Linked DNA regions of Homo sapiens: region 1 is linked to region 2. A link is an interaction called in ENCODE POLR2A ChIA-PET data of the cell type or tissue named here. Cell type or tissue: OCI-LY7. All regions are shown on one strand. Links, peaks and the distances in the headings refer to the core of each region. The heading gives the core; the rest is flanking DNA.

Region 1 (4,386 bases), core at 132-4,131, 70 kb after region 2:
CACTGGCACATGCCTGTAGTTCCAGCTACTTGGGAGGCTGAGCCTGGGAGATTGAGGCTGCAGTGAGCCTTGATTGCACCACTGAACTTCAGCCTAGGTAACTGAGTGAGACCCTGCCTTAAAAAAAGGAAAAAGAAAGAAAGGAAGGGGCTGGGCGTGGTGGCTCACTCCTGTAATCCCAGCACTTTGGGAGGCTGAGATGGGCAGATCACTGAAGGTCAGGAATTTGAGACCAGCCTGGCCAACATGGTGACACCCCGTCTCTACTTAAAAATGCAAAAATTAGCCAGGGCGCAATGAGTCATGCCTGTAATCCCAGGACTTTGGAAGGCCAAGGCAGGCGGATCACAAGGTCAGGAGTTTGAGACTAGCCTGGCCAATATGGTGAAACCCCGTCTCAACTAAAAAAATACAAAAAGTAGCCAGGCGTGGTGGCATATGCCTGTAATCCCAGCTACTTGGGAGGCTGAGGCAGGAGAATCGCTTGAACCCGGGATGCAGAGGTGGCCATGAGCCAAGATCACACCATTGCACTCTTGCCTGGGCGACAGAAGGAGACTCCATCTAAAAAAAAAAAAAAATTAGCCGGGCATGGTGGCGGGCACCTATAATCTCAGCTGTGTGGGAGGCTGAGGCAGGACTATTGCTTGAATCCGGGAGGCAGAGGTTGCAGTGAACCAAGATCACACCACTGCACTCCAGCCTGGGCGACAGAGTGAGACTTCATCTCAGGAAAAAAAAAAAAAAAAAAAAGAAAAGAAAGAAAGAAGGAAGAAAGTAAAAAAAATAAAAATAAAAGAGAGCGAGAGAGAGATAGAAAAGAGGAGAGGCCGGGCACAATGACTCATGCCCATAATCCCAGCACTTTGGGGGGCTGAGGTGGGCAGATCACCTGAGATCAGGAGTTTGAGACCAGCCTGGCCAACATGGCGAAACCCTGTCCGTACTAAAAATACAAACAATTAGCCAGCTGTGGTGGTGGACACCTGTAATTCCAGCTACCCGGGAGGCTGAGACAGGAGAACTGCTTGAACCCAGGAGGCAGAGGTTGCAGTGAGCTGAGATCGTGCCATTGCACTCCAGCCTGGATGACAGAGCAAGACCCCATCTCAAAAAAAACCAAAAAACAAAAAACAAAAAAACAAAGAAAAAAGAAACGAAAAGGCATGAGGTCCATGTCCTTGAGGCCTCATCGGCTGGCAGGGAGCAGACTGGGGTCCTGTTCACTCCCCTTGCCTCCCTCCCACCCTATCACAGCTCTCACTCCCTGAGGATGCAGGATGGAGGCTGAGGCAGTCCTGCCAGCTTGCAGCTGGTGGAGGCAGGGAGGGCTGAATTGACCTCCAGGACCTTACCCCTATCCCTCGGTCCTCTCCTCCCTCCCCACCCATGACCCCCAGGCCTGCTCCCTGTGTGTTTGACTAAAGGGTAGGGATTGCTAAACCTGCTGGGTGAGTCCAGTGAGTCAGAGGCGATTCAGGTGGGCGGGCTGGTGGGCAGAAGGGCAGACGGGCAGAGGAAGTGCCAGTGCCACTGGGACCATGGCTCTGACGGTAACGCGTGCAACGACTAACAGGGCTGACCGGCACCCACGACCGACAAGTGAAGCTCACCTTTCGAGGTGAGGCTTGCAGGGGCGCCCTAAGGATATTTGAAACTGGGGGCCCTTGACCCAATGCCTTCCCATCTCTACAGCCCATTTCTTTTCTCTACCCACACTGGTATCTCCAACCCTCTGCCTCTTTCCTTCCCATTGTCTACCTTTCTTTAAGGGTGAATCCAGGAGGGACTTGACACTGGGCCAAGAGTGGGGGAAGCAAATTATTTTTGTGTGTGTGGGGGGAGGGGCTGATATATGACTAGTTTCAGTTCTGAGCAGGCTTTACCCAGAAAACAAGAAAAATTCACTGTGGTCCAGAAGCAGATATCGGTGAGGTCAGTACAGTTGGTTCCTGATCTGTCTCCCATCCAAGTCCAACCTGGGGTTCAGGGGCTCATTCCTGGGTTTGGGGAAGTATAGTCTTGGGAGGTGGGGTCAGTCTGAGGCCTGAGAGATCAGACCCAGATTGGAACAAATTAGTTGCAAGACTGGGGGAATTCATTCTTGATCACTAGTTAGTCCCAGATCAGCCCTCACTCAGATTCAAACCCATGTGCAGGGATCCCTTCCAGGTTTGGGGATGTTAGTCCTAAAGTTAGCTCTAAGTCTGGAGGATTGGCTCCTGTCTGAGGGTTAGGAATAGGGTTTTTTTTTTTCTTTTTTTTTCTTTTTTTTTTGAGACAGGGCCTCACTCTGTCACTCAGGCTGGAGTGCAATGGCACAATCTCAGCTCACTGGAAACTTCACCTCCCAAGTTCAAGCGAGTCTCCTGCCTCAGCCTCCTGAGTAGCTGGGATTACAGACATGTACCACCACACCTGGCTAATTTTTGTATTTTTAGTAGAGAAGGGGTTTTACCATGTTGGTCAGGCTGGTCTTGAACTCCTGATCTCAAGTGATCTGCCTGCCTTGGCCTCCCAAGGTGCTGGGATTACAGGCGTGAGCCACTGTGCCCAGCCAAGAATGGGCTTTGGATTGGAGTTTAGGGTCAGCACAGCATGGGTGTCACAAGCTTCCTCCTGTCCCCAGCTGTTCCGATGGCCCCACTATGGGGCTCCACTGGCTGGGGAGTGTCTGTCTGTGCAGGTGGTCAACTGCAGCCGTGTATTCAGCCTTAGGTGAGTAGGCCTGGGGAGACAGGGATGCAGGTTGGGCTGGGGGTGACTTAGAGCCATTCTCTTGGGTCACTCTTTTGCTCTATGCCACTCCCCTAGGCCTCTAGGGACCCTGGTGATCTCCCTGCAGCAGCTACAGAATGCTGGGCATTTGGTGCTACGGGAAGCCCTAGTGGATGAGAATCTTCAAGTGTCCCCGGTGAGCCCCTCTGGCCCCCAGGCTGCCACCCTTAAGTACCTCTAGATAAAGGGTTCCATTTCTCACAGGGGAAAACCTAAGACCCAGAGAGGAGTGGTAACAAGGCCTCCAGCCAGGATTCCTTTCAGCAATCAATTCTTTTGGGAGACAAAGATGAACCTGGCTGGATTTTCCTGGTGTTTCATGGAAGGGCTCATAGCCTAGTAGACATGGACCTAACTTCAAATCTCAGATCTGCCATTTCCCGTCTGGGAACTTGTACACGTTCTTTAGCATTTGGTAGCTGTTTTCTTTTTTTGTTGTTGTTTTGAGACGGAATCTTGCTCTGTCACCCAGGCTGGAATGCAGTGGCTCAATCTCGGCTCAGTGCAACCTCCACCTCCCAGGTTTAAGTGATTCTCCTGCCTCAGCCTCCCAAGTAGCTGGGACTACAGGCGCCCGCCACCACACCCAGCTAATTTTTTTATTTTCAGGAGAAACTGGGTTTCACCATCTTGGCCAGGTTGGTCTCGAACTCCTAACCTTGTGATCTACCCTCGGCCTCCCAAAGTGCTGGGATTACAGGCATGAGCCACCGCACCTGGCCTGGAAGCTATTTTCTCATTTATATAATGTGGAGTTCTTTTGTTCAGTCCGTCATCATTTGTTGAGCTCTTATGATAAGCCAAATGCTGAGCTGAGCAATGAGGATTCCGTGGTGAGCAAAACCAGATAAAGATTCACACCCTTGGAAGGGAGGCAAACATTAAACAAATATTCACACAAGTAAGTGTGAAACTGGAACTGGCAGGTGTTAGAAGAAAGCTGGTAGGGGCTGGGAGAGGGTACCACAGGGGAGTATGATCTACTTGGGGGCCAGAGAAGGTTCCCTGAGGAAATAGTACCTGAACTTAGACTTGAAGGATAACAGATGTTAACTGGGAGGAGAGAATGTTCCAGGCAGAGGAAAAGGCATATGCAAAAGTCCAGCGCCTTGAAGGAGCACAGCTGGGGTGCCTGGAGTGAGATGGAGCTGGAAAGGTTGGTGGGGCCAGACCAGGCAGAGTAGTGAAGGCCACCGTAAGGGATTTCCAACAAAAATGAGACAATTTTGGAATCCTGTTGGGCCTCAAGAGGTAACTTGCGGCTGGGCACAATGGCTCATGCCTGTAATCCCAGCACTTTGGGAAGCTAAAGCAGAAGGATCATTTGAGCTCAGGAGCTCAAGACCAACCTGGGCAAGGTACATAATAAGACCTCATCAATACTAAAAAAAAAAAAAAAAAAAAAAAAAAAAAGAAAGAAAAAAATAACGAGGAAACTTGCCTAGTTACTTAGTTCTTAATAGGTTATGAGTAGTCTACATTATTAATGATCAGAGAGGAACCACAAGGCACCACGGATGCTGGCCAGAAAGATCTCTGCCGCCTGTAGTAAAAGGCACTGGCATTGTCCTTGGGCCTCTCTTAGACCCAGGGCAGTTAGATGGGGGG
Region 2 (4,386 bases), core at 271-4,270:
AAAAAAATTAGCCGGGTGTGGTGGCATGTGCCTTTAATCCCAGCTACTCAGGAGACTGAGGCAGGAGAATCGTTTGAACCCAGGAGCCAGAGGTTGCAGTGAGCCGAGATCACACCACTGCCTGGGCGACAGGCGAGACTCCCTCTCAAAAACAAAAAAAATCTCATGAACTCCATAATATATATACCTCCTGTGTACTCACAAAAATTTTAAAAACAAAAAACCAATGAACTCATTGATCAGAAGCTCTGATCAACACTTACATGTGTACAGGTGTCCCTCATTATCCAACCTCCTGCTTTCCAAGTCCAGAATCTAAATAGATTTAGATAATGTGGCATTCTTCACTGTTCAGACATGGTATTTGAGCACTTGCTGTTTGAATTTGGGAACTGTTTAGACTCAGATAGTATAAGATTCTTGAATTTTTTTAAATGGAGAAATGAAATAATTCTTAATAAATACAGTTTAATACATTATTTTATTCATTTGTTTTATAGGGACAAGGTCTCACTCTGTTGCTCAGGCTGGAGTGCAGTGGTGCTATCCTACCTTGCCACAGCTTCAATCTCCTGGGCTCAAGCAACCCTCCTACCCCAGCCTCACCAGTAACTAGCACTACAGGTGTGCACCAACACGCCTAATTTTTTTTTTTGAGACAAAGTCTTACTCTGACGCCCAGGCTGGAGTGCAGTGGTGTGATCTCGGCTCGCTGCAACCTCTGCCTCCCAGGTTGAAGGGATTCTCCTCTCTCATCCTCCTGAGTAGCTGGGATTATAGGCCCACTGTGCCCGGCCATGCCTGGCTAATTTTTTTTTTTTTTTTTTTTGAGACAAAGTCTCGCTCTTGTCCCCCAGGCTGGAGTGCAATGGTGAGATCTCGGCTCACTGCAACCTCCGCCTCCCGGGTTCAAGCGATTCTCCTGCCTCAGCCTCCCAAGTAGCTGGGATTACAGGTGCCTGCCACCACGCCTGGCTAATTTTTGTATTTTATTTTATTTTTTGAGACGGAGTCTCGCTCTGTCACCCAGCCTGGAGTACAGTGGCGTGATCTTGGCTCACTGCAAGCTCCGCCTCCAGGGTTCACGACATTCTCCTGCCTCAGCGTCCCAAGCAGCTGGGACTACAGGCGCTTGCCACCACGCCCGGCTAATTTTTTTTTTTTTGTATTTTTGTAGAGACGGGGTTTCACTGTGTTAGCCAGGATGGTTTTGATCTCCTGACCTCATGATCTGCCCGCCTCGGCCTCCCAAGGTGCTGGGAATACAGGTGTGAGCCACCACACCCGGCCTAATTTTTGTATTTTTAGTAGAGACAGGGTTTCACTATGTTGGCCAGGCTGGTCTCGAACTCCTGACCTCAGGTGATCCACCCACCCTTGGCCTCCCAAAGTGCCGGAATTACAGGCGTAATCCCGTGCCCGGCCCAATGCCTGGCTAATTTTTAAAACAGTTTTTGTAGAGATAGAGGTTTCACTATGTTACTCAGGCTTGAATTCCTGACCTCAAGCAACCCTCCCGCCTCAGTCTCCCAAAGTGCTGGGATTACAGGCATGACCCACTGCACCCAGCTTATTATTTAAAATCTGGTGTCCTTCATAATCGATTTGGAAACCACTGCCTTAATTTTTATAGTACCTCCATTCTCAGCATAAACAGTTTTTCTGTGTGGGAGAACTGTCAAGTGCCAATTCTATTCAGAAGCCCTGATTACTTGGTGAATAACTTTGCATGCTCATGCTCATATTTTGGCACAAAATTTCTGTAATTCGGCTTGTTTAGTCACAGGTTATACGCATTTTTAAGTTTTTTGTTTTTTTGAGTCAAGGTCTCAGTCTGTTGCCCAGCCTGGAGTGGAGTGAGTGGCACGATCATAGCTCACTGCAGCCTCGACCTCCTAGGCTCAAGTGATCCTCCTGCCTTAGCCTCCAGAGTAGCTGGGACTATAAGTGCATGCCACCATGCCCAGCTAAGTTTTAATTTTTTTTTTTGTAGACACGGGGTCTCACTGTGTTTCTCAGGCTGGTCCCAAACTTCTGGTCTCAAGTGATTCTCCTTCCTTGGCCTCCCAGAATGCTGGGATTGTAGTCATGAGCCACCGTGCTCCACCAAATTGTTTTTAAATTTAAATTTTATTTTGAAAAAGTAATATTCATGTGATTCAAAATTCAAAAGCTACAAAAAAGTGCACAGACAGCCAGGTGCAGTGGCACACGCCTGTAATTGCAGCACTTTGGGAGGCCGAGGCGGGCAGATCATGAGGCCAGGAATTTGAGACCAGCCTGTCCAACATGGTGAAACCCCGTCTGTACTAAAAATACAAAAATTAGCCATGCGTGGTGGCGGGTGCCTGTAATCCCAGCTAATCAGGAGGCTGAGGCAGGTGAATCACTTTAACCGGGAAGGTGGAGGTTGCGGTGAGCTGAGACCGTGCCATTGCACTCCAGTCTGGGCAACAGAGCAAGACTCTTGTCTCAAAAAAAAAGGGAAAAAAAAGGCACAGACAAAAGTCTGCCTCTCACCTCTGACCTCCAGCTATGCAGTTCCCTTCTGGGGAGGTAATTTCTTTCTTGGTTTTTTTTTTTTTTTTTTTTTTTTTTTCTGATTTTCTCTGGTTATTGGGAGGCAATTTCTTGGGTTTTTCTACAATTATCCTATGTGTTTACAAACAAATATATACTTCTCCTCCAGCTTTCTTTTTTATCCAGATGATAGCATACTGTACTCACTGTTTCAATCTTTCATTTTTCACCTAATGGTACATCTTTTTTTTTTTAGACAGAGTCTTGCTCTGTCACTAGGCTGGAGTGCAGTGGCACAATCTTGGCTCACTGCAACCTGTGGCTCCCAAGTTCAGGCGATTCTCCTGCCTCAGCCTCCTGAGTAGCTGGGATTACAGGTGCGTGCCACCACGCCCAGCTAATTTTTGTATTTTTAATAATTACGGGGTTTCACCATGTTGGTCAGGCTGGTCTCGAACTCCTGATTTCATGATCTGTCCGCCTCGGCTGCCCAAAGCACTGGGATTACAGGTGTGAGCCACCGTGTCCAGCCCATAATACATTTTTTTTTTTTAGACGGAGTTTTGCTCTTGTTGCCCAGGCTGGAGTGCAATGGTGCCATCTCAGCTCACTGCAACCTCTGCTTCCCGAGTTCAAGCAATTCTTCTGCCTCAGCCTCCCTAGTAGCTGGGATTACAGGCATGTGCCACCATGCCTGGCTAATTTTGTATTTTTAGTGGAGAAGGGGTTTCTCCATGTTGGTCAGGCTGGTCTCAAACTCCCGAACTCAGGTGATCCACCCACCTCAGCCTCCCAAAGTGCTGGTATTACAGGCGTGAGCCACTGCGCCCGGCCAATACATCTTTGTTTTTTCAAGCTAAAGTACAGACTTTTTTTTGGATTTCACCAGTTTTGTAACAATGTATCTTGGAGATTTTATGGTGTCAGTTCAGAACAAGCTTCTTCTTTTTTTTTTTTTTTTTTTTGGGAGACAGAGTCTTGCTCCATCACTCAGGCTGGAGTGCAGTGGCTTGATCTCAGCTCACTGCAACCTCTACCACCTGGGTTCATCTCATGTCTCAGCCTCCTGAGTAGCTGGGATTACATGTGCCTGCTACCACGCTTGGCTAATCTTTGTATTTTTAGTAGAGAGAGGGTTTCACCATGTTGACCAGGCTGGTTTCTAACTTCTGATCTCAGGTGATCCGCCCGCCTTGACCTCCCACAGTTGGGATTATAGGCGTGAACCACCACACCCGGCCCCCTCATTCTTTTATACACCTGCTTGGTATTTCATTGTATGGACATGCCATAATCTATTTGACCATTACCCTGATGATGGACATCTAAGTTGTTCCCAGTATTTTTGCTATTATGAATAATACTGTAATGTATGATGGCATTTCATATAGCATAGGGAGCTACTTTAAACCATTTTGATCATTACTCCTTCTGGCATTTATCTTCCAGATGTTAAATATTTTACTAAATACTATGCTTTTACTGCTGTTTCTTCTTTTCCTTAACGTTTTTTATTTAGAAAAATTTCATGCTTACAGAAAAGTTGAAGTAATATTTTGATCCCTTTGGAAAGAAATATTTTGTTTTATCTACTTTTCTCTCTTTCTGTTTTTTGTAACAAATTTTGTTTCCCAGGGGTTGGTGCCATCTACATCCGTCGCCGGCCCCGTGTGCGTGTGGAGGCCCTGCAGAGTGGAGGGGGGCAGGAGCGGGGTATGCGGTCTGGGACAGTGCCCACACCCTTAGTGGTGGGGCTGGGGGCTGCGTGTGAGGTGGCACAGCAAGAGATGGAGGTATGGGGAGAGCAGTTCCCTCCCACAACTTCTTCCCCTGTGCTGGGTCTCCTATTTAGAGGCTTCTCAGCAT

Evidence for each region. Peaks named below come from ENCODE experiments on the same cell type or tissue, not always from the same donor. Only the 100,000 strongest peaks of a DNase experiment are listed, where the experiment ranks them.
Region 1: POLR2A ChIA-PET joins it to region 2 with 11 read pairs; 31 of 35 experiments call an interaction of 5 or more read pairs at or near these places.

What each region holds. Positions count from the first base shown.
Region 1 is chr20:35,604,650-35,609,035 of GRCh38, reverse strand. It overlaps the pseudogene FER1L4. Among named protein-coding and RNA genes, the nearest start is that of SPAG4, 9.0 kb to the left of the region's middle. In OCI-LY7, for the core only: no CTCF peak of the experiment used is centred there; DNase peaks (open chromatin) are centred at 1,845 and 3,685; H3K4me3 peaks cover 669 bases; H3K27ac peaks cover 3,395 bases.
Region 2 is chr20:35,674,972-35,679,357 of GRCh38, reverse strand. It overlaps NFS1 (NFS1 cysteine desulfurase), which reads left to right. Exons shown (of 13, transcript NM_021100.5): 8 at 4,156-4,313. Among named protein-coding and RNA genes, the nearest start is that of RBM12, 12 kb to the right of the region's middle. In OCI-LY7, for the core only: no CTCF peak of the experiment used is centred there; no DNase peak of the experiment used is centred there.